2 separate regions of the Homo sapiens genome follow, and region 1 is linked to region 2. A link is a contact called in ENCODE Hi-C or POLR2A ChIA-PET data. All regions are on one chromosome and are shown on one strand. Each heading gives the region's core, a stretch centred on a gene start or an enhancer-like site at or near the end of the contact. The rest is flanking DNA. Distances are from core to core; before and after follow the strand shown. Region 1 holds the start of ROBO4 (roundabout guidance receptor 4). Region 2 holds the start of ESAM-AS1 (ESAM antisense RNA 1).

Evidence for each region. Hi-C counts contacts between places; a loop is a spot of excess contacts on that map. ChIA-PET counts read pairs that join two places held with the same protein, here RNA polymerase II (POLR2A). Pooled maps may share reads with other maps.
Region 1: a map of endothelial cell of umbilical vein shows a loop between it and region 2 (10-fold over the local background). The contact joins the promoter of ROBO4 here to the promoter of ESAM-AS1 in region 2. A Hi-C loop is called at or near these places in 1 of 168 maps with a recorded cell type or tissue (endothelial cell of umbilical vein) and 7 of 50 pooled maps. POLR2A ChIA-PET finds 5 or more read pairs at or near these places in 2 of 52 experiments (HepG2 and MCF 10A).

The regions. Positions count from the first base shown.
Region 1 is chr11:124,896,615-124,904,195 of GRCh38, forward strand. It overlaps ROBO4 (roundabout guidance receptor 4), which reads right to left and starts at 1,251. Exons shown (of 18, transcript NM_019055.6): 1 at 1,112-1,251; 2 at 318-647; 3 at 1-56. The coding sequence starts at 1,181. The region is part of intron 1 of LOC107984406 (a long non-coding RNA gene); the gene reads left to right. RefSeq lists an enhancer at 1,144-1,766.
Region 2 is chr11:124,754,808-124,762,315 of GRCh38, forward strand. It overlaps ESAM-AS1 (ESAM antisense RNA 1), which reads left to right and starts at 4,327. Exons shown (of 2, transcript NR_120577.1): 1 at 4,327-4,606. It overlaps ESAM (endothelial cell adhesion molecule), which reads right to left and starts at 7,483. Exons shown (of 7, transcript NM_138961.3): 1 at 7,278-7,483; 2 at 3,542-3,720; 3 at 1,734-1,935; 4 at 1,400-1,555. The coding sequence starts at 7,347. RefSeq lists enhancers at 3,421-3,580, 5,074-5,143, 7,038-7,508 and a silencer at 7,272-7,508.

The sequences.
Region 1 (7,581 bases), core at 1-2,500, 140 kb after region 2:
CTCACCCACCACAGCCACCATGTCCCGAGGCTGGATCTGGAAATCCTCCCGGAGGACTGTGGGGAGGATGGAAGGTGACACGGAGCAGGGCCCAGGCCTCTTCTCTCTCCCTTATCACTCTTGCCCCCTTCTGCTTTGCCCACCTTCCTGGCCTCCCATTTAGGGCCAGCCCCGCCCCAGCTTGCCCTCCCAAGCCTTCCAGCCCAGGCCTCTGCTCACAGGTATCCCACTGACCTCTCAGATGTTCCCTTGAACATTCAGCTCAGATGTCTCCACCCAGGTTTGCCCCACCCTGAAGCTCCCCTCCCAGGCCTCACCAGCCACAGACAGCCGAGCGCCTCTGCTGACTGCCGTGCCAAGCCGGTTGCTGGCCTCACATGTGTAGACACCCAGGTCTGTGGACAGGGCCTGGCCATCGTGGGCATGTCCCCGGGCAGGGGGCTGTAGCAGCAGAAGGGTCCCATCAGGCAGGAGGTGGTGTGGGTCTGGGGGCACCATGCTCAGGGGCTGCCCATTCAGCAACCAGCGGATGGTGGGAGGTGGCTGGCCTGAGGCTTGGCAGCTCATCCTGGCAGGGCCAGGGCCCTGGAACAGCTGGTCCTGGGGGTGGACTAGGATCTGGGGCGGGGAGTCCTGAGCCATGCCTCCTGGGAGGGAAAGGGAGCAGAGCCCAGTCTGATCACCAGCAACACCCCAAATTCCTGGCCCACCCCTCATCTGTCTTCTCTTGTGTGCGAGTTTGCCAGAAAACCTGTAATCTGAACTACTAAAGGTTGCCTCCCAAAGAACAAGCCAGCTAGGAGGAGAGAGGGCCAGCATGCACAGCATCCAGGCCAGGGCTTGCATAGCATGTTCGCTCTCTCTCTCTCTCTCTCTCTCTTACTTTCTCTCTTTCTTTCTTTCTCTCTCAGTCTCTCTTTCCTTCTTTCTCTCTCTGGTGTGTGCGCACATGCACAAACACACATACACTTACACACACTCATCATCATCATCCTCATCCTCATCTCTGGTCCCCCCACTGCAAAAGGGAAGCAGGCAGTCAGCAGGCCCCTTCTGCCCTGAGCAGGCCTTGGATGGAGGAGCATGGGCCAGGAGAGGGAGAGCAACTCACCCATGATGAGCAGGAGCAGCAGAGGCAGGGAACCCCTGCCCCCCAGGAGGCTGTCTCCTCCAGAGCCCATGGCTACTCTCAGCCCTATGTCCTTGTCCCGAGCACTTTGTCCTGCTGCTCTGAGCTCACAGTGAAGAGGGAAGGAGGGGCGGGGTGGGCCGGTGGTGGTTGTTTGTGACCGAGACTCTGCCCCAGGAGGGAAGCGGCTTTGAGGAAACCGATGCTTCCTGCCTGGCCCTCAGTGCCTTGGAGAACTGGGAGGAGACCAGAGGCGAGAAACTCTCTGACCTCGACCATTTAGCTATAACCCCCGACCCTAACTTCAGCGCTAAGCTTTATCTCATGATCTACTCGGGGATTTCTTACAGGGTATCCTTACACTAACCAAAACTCCGATCAGAGCCTTAATCCTCTATTTAAATCTTATCCCTGGATCCCAATCCTTATCCCTTTGACACCTGCTAGAGAAGAGTGAAAACCCCAGGAGTCTCAGGACACAGCAAGAAGCTGAAGACAGAGGGCAGTGGGGCTGCAGGCTGGGGAGGCTGAGTGAAGTGGAGCAGGGGTGGATTGTAACACCCTCATCCATTTCCCCAGTGCCAGATGGACCAGGAGGTGGCGTAGGGTGGGAGACAGGAAGGACTCAGCATCTGGGACAAGCTGGGAGATTACCACAGGGTGTGTCCATATTCAGCTCAGAGATGGATGAAATAAGCTTCTGTGGAGAACTTGGGCAAGTCAGTTTCCTTCTCTGTAAAATGGAAATAATAATAGTAGTTCCTACCTTGAGGGATAAAGTAATGATGAAACACATAAAGCATAAAACCACTGGCATCCAGTGCCTGACTCATTATGAGTGATCCGTAAAGCTGAGCCAACATTGTGTATTTCTTTTTAGGCCCATCCCATCACTGAAACTATTGGAGGATCCTCGGCAGGAGTATTTTTCAGGCCCTGGAAAGGTGGTTGGAGTAAAAGACCTTTTAAGAGTCTTTCCAGTCCCAAGAGCCTGTGTCCATATATGTAGCAGACAGGCCTTGCAGGTTTTGAGCCTACAATGTCAGCTCTTGCCCGCTGCCTCCTTTCCCCCACAACCTAGACAGAGGCCACACTCCCCTGTCAGATCCCAGCTCATGTTTACTGGCCTCTTCCTTCCAAATCTGGAATCTCAGCCATTTCCTGGAGCTGTTCCCGGAAGGCCAAGGCCAGGCTCTGGGGCTCAGCGGAAGAGTATCCAGCCTTTGTTCCCAATTGTTCCTGGCCAGCTTCTCTGCAGGGCCCCTAACCCAGCTGACGCCCTCCCTTCCTCCCCCTTCCCATCCTGGCTTCGGTGCCAGCCACAGACTAACAGCCTGCCAAGTAGAAGTCTCCTTCACTCCTCCTCTTTCCTCTCAAACTCAGACCAATACTGACAAAGACAGAACTGGAGCAAGGAAACACCATGGTCTCTACAAACTGGGGAGTTTGCAGAGGCTAAAGAATAGGCAGAGTGAAAGTCATGGAGTGGCAGAGCTGGAAGGATAGGAATTGGGGCCAGAGAACAGAATGTCACTACCCTTGGCACCTCTAATTCTGAAATCCCAAATTCTGTTCTCTGGCCCCAATTCCTACCCCAAATTCTGTGGGTGTATCCTTACACTAACCATAACTCCAATCAGAGCCTTAATCCTCTATTTAAATCTTATCCCTGGATCCCAATCCTTATCCCTTTACCACCTGCTAGAGAGGAATGAAAACCCCGGGAGTCTCAGGACACAGCAAGAAGCTGAGGACAGAGGGCAGTGGGGCTGCAGGCTGGAGAGGCTGAGTGAAGTGGAGCAGGGGTGGATTGTAACGCCCTGGTCCATTTCCCCAGGGGCAGATGGACCACTAGGTGGAGTAGGGTGGGAGACAAGAAGGACTCAGAGCGTCTGGGATAAGCTGGGAGATTCCCACAGGATGTGTCCATATTCAGCTCAGAGATGGATGAAATCAGCTTCTGTGGAGACCTTGGGCAAATCTGTAAAATGGAAATAGTAATAGTAGTTCTCTGTAAAATGGAAATAGTAATAGTAGTTCCTACCTTGAGGGATAAAGTAATGATGAAATACATAAAGCATAAAACCACTGGCATCCAGTGCCTGATGCATTATGAGTGATCCGTAAAGCTGAGCTAACGTGTATTTATTGTGGGGCAGGCAGAATGGAGTCGAGTTTATGGGGTCAAGGATCTGTGGGGCCAGAGTGATGAAGGGGAGATTCATGTGACACTGAAGTCAGCTGAGGATGAGACAGGAAAGGATGTGGTGGGATTGGAGGATTTACTGCACAGGAGGCCAATTTGGGATTTCCCAGGTACAAAGCCTCCAAGACTGTCTGACTCCCTGACTATCAGCTTATCAAGAATGTCACTGTCAGCAGTCTGCTTTTAGTCTCCTCTGCTTCTACATTGGTTTTGGGGACACTAATTAAGTGCTCGCTAATGTTTTAATGCCAACTGGATTTTACTCCAGTCTCCACAATCCAGAAAGACGCTAGGTTTCCCTCAGGGGAAAATAAGGCAAATCTCAAAGGAATTCCAATCCATCACTAGCCCCGTCCTCAGCAGGGTGAGAAAGGAGAGGTGAAACGGTCTGTGTGCACCGCAGGGACAGAGCCCCAGAGGCTCCTGCAGCCCGAGGAATGTCCCCTGCCCCACAGTCACATGCCCCGTGCCTGGAGATCACCTTCAGCAGAGCCTCACCCTACTCCCAGGTTTTGGAGAGCTAGGTGCTAACACCTGAAGGTGATTGGAGGGGCAGATTCCTCAGTTGTTCCTGCAGGACACTAGAACTTTTTCTCCAGGGCACTCAGAGTGACATGCGGTGGTGGCCGAGGGGACTTCCCAACAGTAGGGTATGTCTGGATGGCTCCCAGAGACTGCAGGGCTCATTTCCAGCAACCTGGTGCATCCGCATCCTCATTGTCTCATTTCCACAAACTAAGGAAGAGCCGACTGCATGAGTCATGGGGATGATGTGGCTTGGTGGGAGCCGCCCCAATTGCTATTTCAGAGAAGCTCTGTTCTGGGGCTCTGGTGATGTGCTGTCCTGGTGACCAGTTTAAGCAGTGCCTTCCTTCATCCCTAGTTCTGGTGTTTTGTGTTTTCTAACTCCCCCTTCGTTGCTTGTAAGAGGGAGAAGAGAGGGGAAGCACCAGGTGCCCTTCTGAGCAAGCCTCCAGAGGAAATTTCTCTTCAATGTCTGGCTCCTGGCTTCTTTGGCTTTCTGCTCTGTGATCTCTGAAGATGCAATCTGAGACTCCTGCTGGCCAAGCTGGTGGAGAAAAAGGGATAAACTCAGGTGGGATTTGGAGTCAGTTACACTGGGGTTGAGATCCTGCTTCCACTTCTTATTGGCAGAGAAATCTTGAGTAAGTCACATAACCTCTCTGAGTCCCACTGCCCTCATTTGTAAAATGTCTGCATGAGGTTTACAGACAATGGACATGAAAGTTCTCTGAAAACACTAGATATGTGTTAGTTGTCCTTTGAGTGTTCTGGGATCAGCATGCCTGACCAACACAGCCATAGCCAGTCCCAGCTACCCCTTGATACTCTTTTTGGATTTGAGACTCACACTTTTTGCCTTCTTGTTTTTTCCCCTTTTTTGCTTGAGTCTGCTTGGTCTCAATCTATAAATTCTCAAGTTTGTTCCAAGATGCCAACAGCTGGAGGGAAATTGAGTCAAGAGAGAAGACAGTAAAAACCTCCTCTTAGCTGGCTGGAAAACTCACCCTAAGGCCACTTCACTGGACAGCATCTATTCCCTAGTTTCTGGTCCCATCAACATCATGGGTGATTTTAGGTGCTTGGAATCTAAAATCACATCGAATACTCTCAACCCTACATTTTCTTAACTTTCTCGACACCAATGACTATGGATCACACCTAGCTTAAACATTGCCCAGTTGGAGATTTCAAGGGCTGCTGACATCAATATTTAACCATTTGCTCACATGTCCAGGAAGAAGGGGAGATCTGTTACTGTGCTTTGTGTTCACCCTGTCAATGCCCTCCAGTCAAAGACCATCAGGAACATACCTATTGTTGAACAAGTTGATTTACTTCTTGCAGCTTGAGAGAGTGCATGCCATGGAGAACTATGGAATGTCTAAGTAAGAGAGATGTTAGAAAGAACCTATTCTAGGATTTGGGCTTTGATTGGGTGATTTCGTGGAGGGTCCAGGGAAGTGAGGCTTCACTCAAAATTGGGTGCTGTTGGGAAGAAAGGACATGCAATGATTCTTTGCAGAGGAGTGTCTTTGTAGTATATCAAGTGGGTCTTTTTCTTGAATATGTAGTATATCAAGTGGTTCTTTTTCTATTATAAACAGTGCTGCTCTGAATCTCTATTTTATATATCCCCTAGTATAACCAGTTAAGAGTTTCTCTAGAAAATAAACCTAGGAGTAGAATACCTAGGTCTTGAGATGTACAAATATTCCACTTTTGATGAAATTAGCAGATGTTTCCCGAGTCAATTGTACCAATGTCCTTGAGCCACGTCCTCAGAGCAGTTGGTGGACTTCTTAATTTTTGCGACTTTACTAGAAGAAGTGATATTTTATAGTTGTCTAATTTGCATTGCCTCGTTAAAAAATAATGAAGCTGAGCATCTTTTCAAGGGTTTACTCACAGTTTAGGTTTTATCTTCTGGGAAATATCTACTTCTACCTTTTGCCCACTTTTCTATTGCTTATTTGTCTTTTTCTCAATAACTCTTAGGAGTTTTTATGTATTCTGGGTAATAATTCTCTGTGGATTAAAGATGTTGTAAAAACAAGTTTGATCTCATATTTTATTTCTTTATGATATAACAGAAGTTGTTAATTTTACTGTAAAGTTATTAATATTTATTTTTATGTTTAGTGTATTCTTTCTACTTTTAAAGAAAACTTCATCTACACTAAAGTAAATATATTATTCCATATTTTCTTCTAAAAGTTTAAACATTTTACACTACAATTTTTGAACTATCGCTAATTGATTATTTTATATGGCTTGATGTAGGGATATATTTTTTTCAGATGGTAGCCTATTATCCCAGCCCTATTCATTGCTTAATCCCAGTGACCTGCTATGATTCATTCATACATCAAATGTTCATGTATACATAGCTTGTTTCATTAACCTATTGTCTATTCCTGCATGAATACCACACTTTATCTATTACTAGAGCTATATAATAAGTTTTGCTATCTGGTAGGGTGTTTCTCCTCCCTCCTTTCTTTTTTCAGGAGTATCTTGGCTATTCTTGGGTCTTCTGCTTGTTAAGTTCTTTGAAAATATTGTGGAATTTTTATTGGAATTGTTTGAATCTATAGAAAGAACTAACATTTAAGTCTTCATATTCAGGAACATGTGTACCTCTTTTTAACTTTAGATCTTCTACAATGTATTTTAATAAAGTTTTATAATTCACACTATATAGATTTTACACATATTTTGCTAAATGTATTATTAGCATACTTGTTAAACATTGTGTTGCAGATTATCTGTAAAGATAGCTGCAATAATCCCTACCATCCTGATGCATATCCATTTACAATGCTTTTTTCCTGTCTCATGAAGAATAAAATCTATTTTCCAGCCCCCTGAAGCTGGGCTGGCCTTGTGAATTGCTTTGGCCCACAGAATAGAGTAGAAGTGATACCACAGAACTTCCAAGAGTAAGCCTTAAGAAGCTTTGTGGCTTCTGCTTTTCCCTATTGAAACACTTCCTAAGATGACCATGTGAAGAAGCTTGGGTTAGCCACATAGAGCAGAGATGAACTCTTTTAGCCAACAGCCAGCATCAATCACCAGACGTGTGAATGAGGCTATCCAAGGTGTCCAGCTCCAGTTCAAATCCCTAGATAATATAGTGACCACAGGCAGCACCAGCAAATGAATTGCCCACCTGAGTAGGCAAATTGCTGACACAAAGAACTGCAAACAAATGAAACGCTATTAAGTCACACAATATTGGGGTGGTTTGTTACAGGGCAATAAAGAACTGAGATATCCTGATATTAGAAATAATGGTTTGTAGATTCTTTTGAATTTTCTATGTAGAAAGTCATAAAATCTGAATATGTGACAGTTTTGGTTTTTTATTTCCAAACTTTATATTGTTATTTCTTTTTCTCACTTTACCAGTACAATGTTGAATAGGAGTGATTGCATCTTTATTTACTTCTTCATTTTAAAAGGAATGTTTCTTGTGTTTCACCATTAAGAATGATGTTTGTTGTTAGCTTTTATGGATACTATTTATCAGGTTTTACAAGTTTCCTTTACTTCTAGTTTGTTAAGAGATCTTAATCATAATTAAGTATTAAAGTTTACAAGTGCTTTTTTTGGGCATCTATTGAGATAGTTTGTCTCCTTTAATCTGCTAATGTGGCAAATGATATTTATGAATTTGCTAATGTTAAATTATTCTTGCATTCCTGGGAAAAATAGAGTTTGG
Region 2 (7,508 bases), core at 3,077-5,576:
TTAAAAAAAAAAAAAAATCTTGTCCCTCCTCTGGAATGTCCCCTTTGACCCTCTGGGAGTCACGGCTTGTCTATTCCCTGATGGGGGGAGAGGTGTGACAGCTGGGCTTGGCTCCCAGCTGCAGACTGACTAGTGCAATAACCTCCATTGTCACTCCTCAGTCAGTGCCCCCAGTGGATATCCGACAGGAGGCCACAGAGAAAGTGAAGCACAGAGAAACCAAAACACCATTTTACTTTTATTTCGGCAAGACAGTGTGATGAGAGAGAAAGAACACTGGGGTAGGAACTGGTAAACGTGGGTTCCAGAACAGGCCATGTGACTGACTTTAAGCAAGTTAGTTGATATCTGAGGGTCTCCATTTCTTCATCTGTAAAATGGGGACAATATGACCTCCCTGAGGGTGTTGAAAGGACTATATGGACTAATCATTATAACAGTGAATGTTTAGGGGGGAGGGATAGCATTAGGAGATATAGCTAATGCTAAATGAAGAGTTAATGGGTACAGCACACCAGCATGGCACATGTATACATATGTAACTAACCTGCACATTGTGCACATGTACCCTAAAACTTAAAGTATAATAATAATAAAATAAAAATAAATAAATAAATAAATAAAACAGTGAATGTTTATTGGCTGCTAACTCTGTGCCAAAGACTGCTCTAGATTCTTGATGTGTATGAACTTACCACAATTTCCCAACAAACCTGTGAGGTAATAAGTAGTATTTTTAAAAAGAAAAAGCTACTATTATAAAAATGGTCATGTGAAAAGTAGAAAGAGGCAAAATGAAAATCCATATTCCCACAACCTAGATCCAACAGTTGCTAACTTTTTGCCATATTTATTTGATTTCTTTCTTTTACTTAGATATTTTAAAGTAAATACATCAGCATAAATCTCCAAAAAAGCAGTACGTCGTTCCATATGACCACAATAGCATTGCCACGCCTAGGAAATTAATAACGTAACTATCTAAAATCATCGAATACTTCATATTAAAAATGTTTCAGTTATCCCTAAAATTTTTTTTTATAACTGGTGTGTTCAAGTCACACTAATGAGTTCAAGCTGATATGTGTAAAATCCGCATTTTACAAATTCAGGAAAGAAGGCACCGAGTCACACAGCTAGTCACTAGAAGAGCTGGAATTTGAACACAGACACTCCAGCTGTAGAGCCTGTTTCATAACAGTATACACATGTGAATGCACCTAACACAATACCTGCCCCTGGCAGGGCATCTTTCTCTGCCCCACATCCTCCCCACATCCTCCTCCTCCTCCCCAGTGCTTGTCAGCCTTGGCTCCCCTTTTCACCCCAGTCCCTGTGGTACCTCTCATCTTTCCCCTTCCCCAGCCACAGTGTCCACTGTTTCCAGTAGTGTCCTCACCTAATGCTGGTGCAAAGAAAGTCTGGAAGGATGGAAGCTGCCGATCCCACTGGTATTGGACAGCGGGCTTACTCCTTGGAGACTGGCAGCTCAGGGTCACGTTTGCCCCCACATGGGGCACACCCTGGAGACGGCAGGATGGAGGAGCTGGAGGAACTGGGCAGGGGGAGACAGATTAAAACCACACCCAGGAGACCCACAGATCCTCTCCCTCTGCCCTGCACCCTTCTGTCGCTTCATTTGTTCCTCCTCCAACTTTTGTCATTTAGGAGAGAGACTCACCAGACCTCCCAGTGCAGGTGGGGAGGGGTCCGGAAATCTGCTTCTCACTCACCCAGTACATTGAGTTCTAAGGTTTTGATGCTGTGGCCCCTAGATTTGCCTTGTTTGTCTTGCACATTCACGGAGCAGCTGTAGGGGCCAGAGTCTTTCTCCTGGAGACCCTCCAGCCGCAGGGACAGGTTCCGGGAGGGCATGGAGTAGACCAAGGATACTCCAGGTTTGCTTGTTGTGACCCCATTGATGTAGGACAACACCTGGTGTGGGGCATAACACATCCCCGTCATTACTACATGTGTCTACTGTGCCTACAGGCTCAGCCACTCTCCCTCCCCCAGCTCGCATTCTCCAAATGCCCCTCACATGCACCCATTCTTCTAACCTGAACCAGCTCCCCATTCACCTTTTGTCCCTAGCCCCCTCTCACTGCCCCTGGGTCCTCTTCACCAGAACAGTTCTTCGTTCCTGCGCATTGTCTCATCTCCCAATTGCGGTGTTTAGAAAGGTGACATAATAGTGGGAGGAGGGACATGTAAATAGGAGGTATGTATATATGCAACTCAGACTGCTGGGGTGGATCCAGGTTTGTAAGACCTGAAACTTACACAATGGGGAAGGCATCTTGGAGGAAAAAAATATTAAAAATGTATTTTAAAAGTATCAAATGAGGCTGGGCACGTTGCCTCATGCCTGTGAGCACTTTGGGAGGCTGAGGCAGGTGGATTGCTTGAGTCCAAGAGTTCAAGACCAGCCTGGGCAATACGGTGAAACACAGTCTCTACAAAAAATACAAAAATTAGCCTGGCATGGTGGCGTGTGCTTGTAGTCCCAGCTACTCAGGGGGCTGAGGTGGAAGGATTACTTGAGCAGGAGCGGTAGAGGCTGTAGTGAGCGAAGACTGCACCATTGCATTCCAGCCTGGGCAACAAGAGTAAGACCCCTGTCTCAAAAAAATCCAGCTGACTTCCTTGAACACAGTTTTCAGGGGTTCTGAACATTGTTTCATTCTCTTCTGGGGTAAATCTGTATTTGGATGTAAGCCCGGTGTCAAAACAGATGGGTGGGAGATTGTGGGAGGAGATGGCCCCTTGGCTCTCAAGGTGGTATACAGGGGGGCAAGGTGACAGATGAGAATCATTTGGGAAGAGAAGTGGCCTGTGACTTGACAGTATTCAAAGCAGAGAATGTGAAAACAGAAATATGCTAACTTTTTTTTTTTTTTTTTTTTTTGAGACAGAGTCTTACTCCGTCGCCCAGGCTGAAGTGCAGTGGCTGGATTTTGGCTCACTGCAACCTCCACCTTGTGGATTCAAGCAATTCTCTTGCCTCAGCCTCCCAAGTAGCTGGGATTACAGGCGGGTGCCACCATGTCCGACTAATTTTTGTGTTTTTAGCAGAGACGGGGGTTTCACCATATTGGCCAGGCTGCTCTCGAACTCTTGGCCTCAAGTGATGTGCCCACCTCGGCCTCCCAAAGTGCTGGGATTACAGGTATGAGTCACTGAGTCAGGCCAGAAATATGCTAACTTTTATAAGTCGTGTGTGTTACTTCCCCTAAGCGTTTCCCAGTCCTCAACTTCCATTCTTCCCCTCCTCCTCTCCTCCCTCATAACCAAGTAAAATGCCTCTCACACTTTTACAGTATTTTGTGTGCTGGATTTTTAGGGAAAGCCGGCAAAAGATAATTGTTTGGGAAGTCTCCAATATCAGAACAAAAACTGAACTGGTGAAGACTTCTGCTTTTCCCTGAAACTCCTTCCCCGGCCCCCATTCCCTCTCCACCCCTCCCACCGCTACCAGCTCTTTGCTTACAACCCCCTCTGGGCGCAACTTGCCGCTGGCTGACAGGCGTTCTTCCCTCACCTGATCCTCCTTTTCTTTCTGTTTGAAGAACCACATCACAAAGGGCACCTCCCATGGCTGGGATGAAGACACCTCCCCGTGCAAGGTGTACCACGCTGGAAGCACCACTTCCCCTCCCTCCACCGCCTGCAACCGGTTGGCGGGCAAGTGCAGTTGCAGCTGGGCCCGCGAGGGGGGCGCTGGAGACAAGAGCGAGGCGTGAGTGCCCAGGACCGGCTCCCAGCTCCGCCCGCGGACCCTGCCCTACGCGGCTTCACCAGAGAGCGAGGAAAGTCGCTTTAACTGGAAAGAGGAACCTTGCGGGGTCCGGCCCCTGGAGGCCTCAAGGGGTGCCCAGGGACCACTGGCTCAGTGTCCTGCTTCCCATTTCATCACGACTTCTCTCCACCGCCAGCCTCTGCAGTTGTAGCGGGGATGGGGACACATTTATATGCATTTATTCGTATCCAGAGGCGCAGATTTCTGAGCATCAAAGAGAGGGGGCAGATTTCCAGCGAGGAGGGGAAGATATGAGAAGAAAGGGTGGACCGACTGTTTCTGTCGTACGCGCCACGTAGCCCACTTGCTTCCCTAGTTTTCCTGAGGGAGAGTAGGGATGCTGCTCCGGGCCGCCAGGGTCCCTCACTCCCGAGTTCTCAAAGGGCGGAGGGGTTTGGGAGGCCGTCTGGTTACCTATTAACCCTGCGGCTCCTTCTGAGCTTGCCAGGAGCTGGAGAGAGCAGAGCAGCCCAGCGCCCAAGCCTGACCCAGTGAATGCGATGCTCCCCGCCCTCCCGCGCAATCTCAGAGGCGGGCTTCCCTCGGAAAACGGAGGGTTGAAACCCAGAAAGCTCCTCGGAGCCCTTCTGGGGTTCGGGCGATCTGGGCAGAGAACTCTCGGGTGGCAAGGAATTAAGGGCAGCGCGAACGACGGTCTCTAGACAAGTATGAAGCCTCCCCTGAGTGTGTCCGGCGCTCAGGGGGTGGACCGGGGTGTTGGTTTCAAGGAGGGGGCCATCGTTTGCACCACGGCGTCCAGAAATACTCATCCTTTGCCCTTCGGGGAGGCAACAGAGCAGCCAACTGGTAAGCCCTTTGGGGAATAACCTTGGGCTTGCACACGGCCAGGCCTGAGGATGATCGCCGCTCCAGTCCCGGGCCCTACTCCCTCCAGGCCTCGGCCCTCTGCCTCGGAGCGGAAGACGCCACCTCCGCGTGGCGAGCAGGCGGCCAACGCCGCGGGAAGAGGCCGCAGCCAGGCCCCGCTCTCCACCCTCGCCCTAGGAGAGCCAGGCTGAAGGCCTCTAAGGGCTGGGAGCCGATCCGGCCAGGATGCAAGCCTCCCCCACCGCTTCCCGGCTGCGCCGTACAGAACCCCCACCTCTGTTACTTGGCCTTCGCAGCATCCCCCTTCCCATTTCCTGGAGGATCTCTGTGGTCTGGGCAGGAAATTTGTACCCAGTGATAAGGCAGAAGACAATGAAGGGGGGGCCACTAGACCGGAGGCTCTACGGGAGGAAACAATCCCCGCCTCAAGGAGCTGGACGCCCCCTGGGGACCCGGCCCGCTGGCCATTCCGCTGAGGCCGGGCACGCCTGGAGCCTGCAGGTGCTGCCGGCTCTCCCCCAGCCTTTCTACGACACACACCCGGCGGCCAGAAAGGGTTTCCGCCGGGAAACTGCCTGGGGCCCAGAAGGGGCGCGCCCTTCCTTCACCTTGTGGACCACCAGCGACCTCCCCAGGTCCCACATTTATAATTCCACTTTCCAGAAGGTAGAGGAGAGTTAAAAGAGATAGTAACGGACACACTGGGGTCTGGGCACATGCTCCTTGCCCTTCGCCCTGTCAGAAACTAGGAACAGAAGAGGGCCTGAGGCTTTTCTGCTCTCCCTCCTGGGTGTCTGCTGGCTCGGAAGTCACCAACTGGTCCGTTTTTTTCGGTCCCAGGGTCCACGGAGCCACTGGGAGAGAAAAGGAGTCTGGTTGGGTCTGATCGAAGGACACTGGGACAGCCCAAGAAAGGGACCCTTCCGGCCCACAGCCCTCTCCGAGGCCAGAGTGAGGGAGCCGGCAGGGGCCGAAGGAGAGCGAAATGGGCCCGCTCCCCGGGGCTATTTTTAGTCTCCCTCTTTCTCTGAGAAACTCCCCCCGCGGGCTTCTCACGCCCCAGGGGCAGCAGCACTGAGCCGCCGAGGAGCCTACTGAGCCGGAGAGCCTCCTCCAGAGCCCAGAAGAGCGGAGCCGGGCGCCTGCACGTTGCACCGGGGTCACCAGTGCCATTTAACCCTCGAGTGGCTGGCGGGAACTGGGCAACCCCCCAGGGGGACCGATTGGAACTTTTGAGTCCAGGTCTTCAGTCTGACAAACTGAGGCTCAAAGCTGGGGTAGGACAAAGGGTTGCAGATGAGCAGCAGGTGAAGCCTGGGACACTCAGGCAGTCAACTTGAACTGTCCTCCCTGGCTTCAGAGATTCCCCCAGCCCCCACCCCCCACAAGGAAGGGGGATAGAGTTGGGGTGGAATGCAGAAGGAACAGAGCTGAAGTTGAAGTTGGGAAAGGCGGGATGAGAAGTCTGAGGGATCCTGGAGCAGGCCCACCAAGCCCAGAGGGACAGAAGGCTACTTGTGGCCTTGGTGTGGCCTGGGGGGCTGTACTTGAGACTCATTTTGTCCAAGGACTATAATATTGCATGCCCCGACACCTGTGGGGCACAGAACATGCTAAAGGGGACACTGGTGATCCTCATCTCTGTCCCCATCATTGTAGAATTTCACTCTACAGCTTCCCAGGCCTTACTTGTCCTGACATCCTCCAACCTGAGAAATGAGTTAAAGTCAATATAGCTAAACCCACCCTTCACTCCCATTCGAGATCCTTGAAGGGAGATGGCAAGAAAGCTGAGGGACAGCAAGTGAAATAGTTTAAAAGGGCCTAGTCCTGCCGGGTCCTCTCCCAGATGGAGTTCTGAGCCACCCCAGCTTCAGCTGAAGCCAGCGCCCCTGGAGGCCTACAACACTTCCCAAACACTTGCTCCAAGGAGGTTCCCTTCCTCTCTGACCCTTGGCCACCCTCCTCCCAATTTCCCCTCTTCCCTTTGGCTCTGGAAACCAATAAGGGTGGTGGGCCTTGGGGGGGTGGGGTGGTCACAATTCTGTTTCTCTGTGCGTTTGAACCCCTCCCCCATTTCCTGTGTCCCAAATGACCTCACGGTCGTCCTTTTGGGGCACCTCCCTTGATTCCCAGGGCAGGAAGCAGGAGGGGGCAAGAGAGAGCATCTGCGCTGGGGAATTGACACGAAGTGCGTGTGTCAAGCCTGGGGACCAGGGGTATTTCCCCGGGGGATCTTCCTCATCAGCTTGTATGTGGGGTCGGGGATGAGAGGGGGCTAGAGTTAAGTCCTTAAGCTCTTTAGCCAGTGTCTCATCTAGCGGCTCAGCTCATCCGGCTCTGCTGGGTGGGGGGTGGGGAGTGGACAGGGTGAGGAATGGTTCCGATAACTCACCCCAGAGGTATCCAGGTCTTCCGAGAGATGCCCTTACCTCCCCCCGCCATCCGCCCCCACACCCAAACTGGGGGCTGTCCCCGACAAAGCGAGAAGTCAGCGCCAGCCAGTGATGCCCTGGAGTGGGATTAGGAGGTCAGGGGAGGAGGGCGAGTCGTGGGACCCAGTTCCGCAGCAGTGGCCAAAGTTCTCCCTCAGGGTCGAACTCACCCCATCCCGCATCCCAAGTCCCCTCCAGGTCCGGGTTTCACTCACCGAGGGCACTCAGCCCCAGGAACAAAAACCGCAGCAAGTTGGTCACCAGGGGCCCCGGGAGGGAAATCATGGCCCTCCCTGGCCGGGACGGAGTCAGGGGCGCCAGCCGCGGGACGCACGGACCTGCAGGTGCCGAGGCTGCGCGACGGCCGGAGCGTGCGCGGGAGCCGAGCCGCTGACACCCAGGGCGGCTCCAGCCCAAGTCTGCGCGCCTGTGTGCCGGTGGCGGGG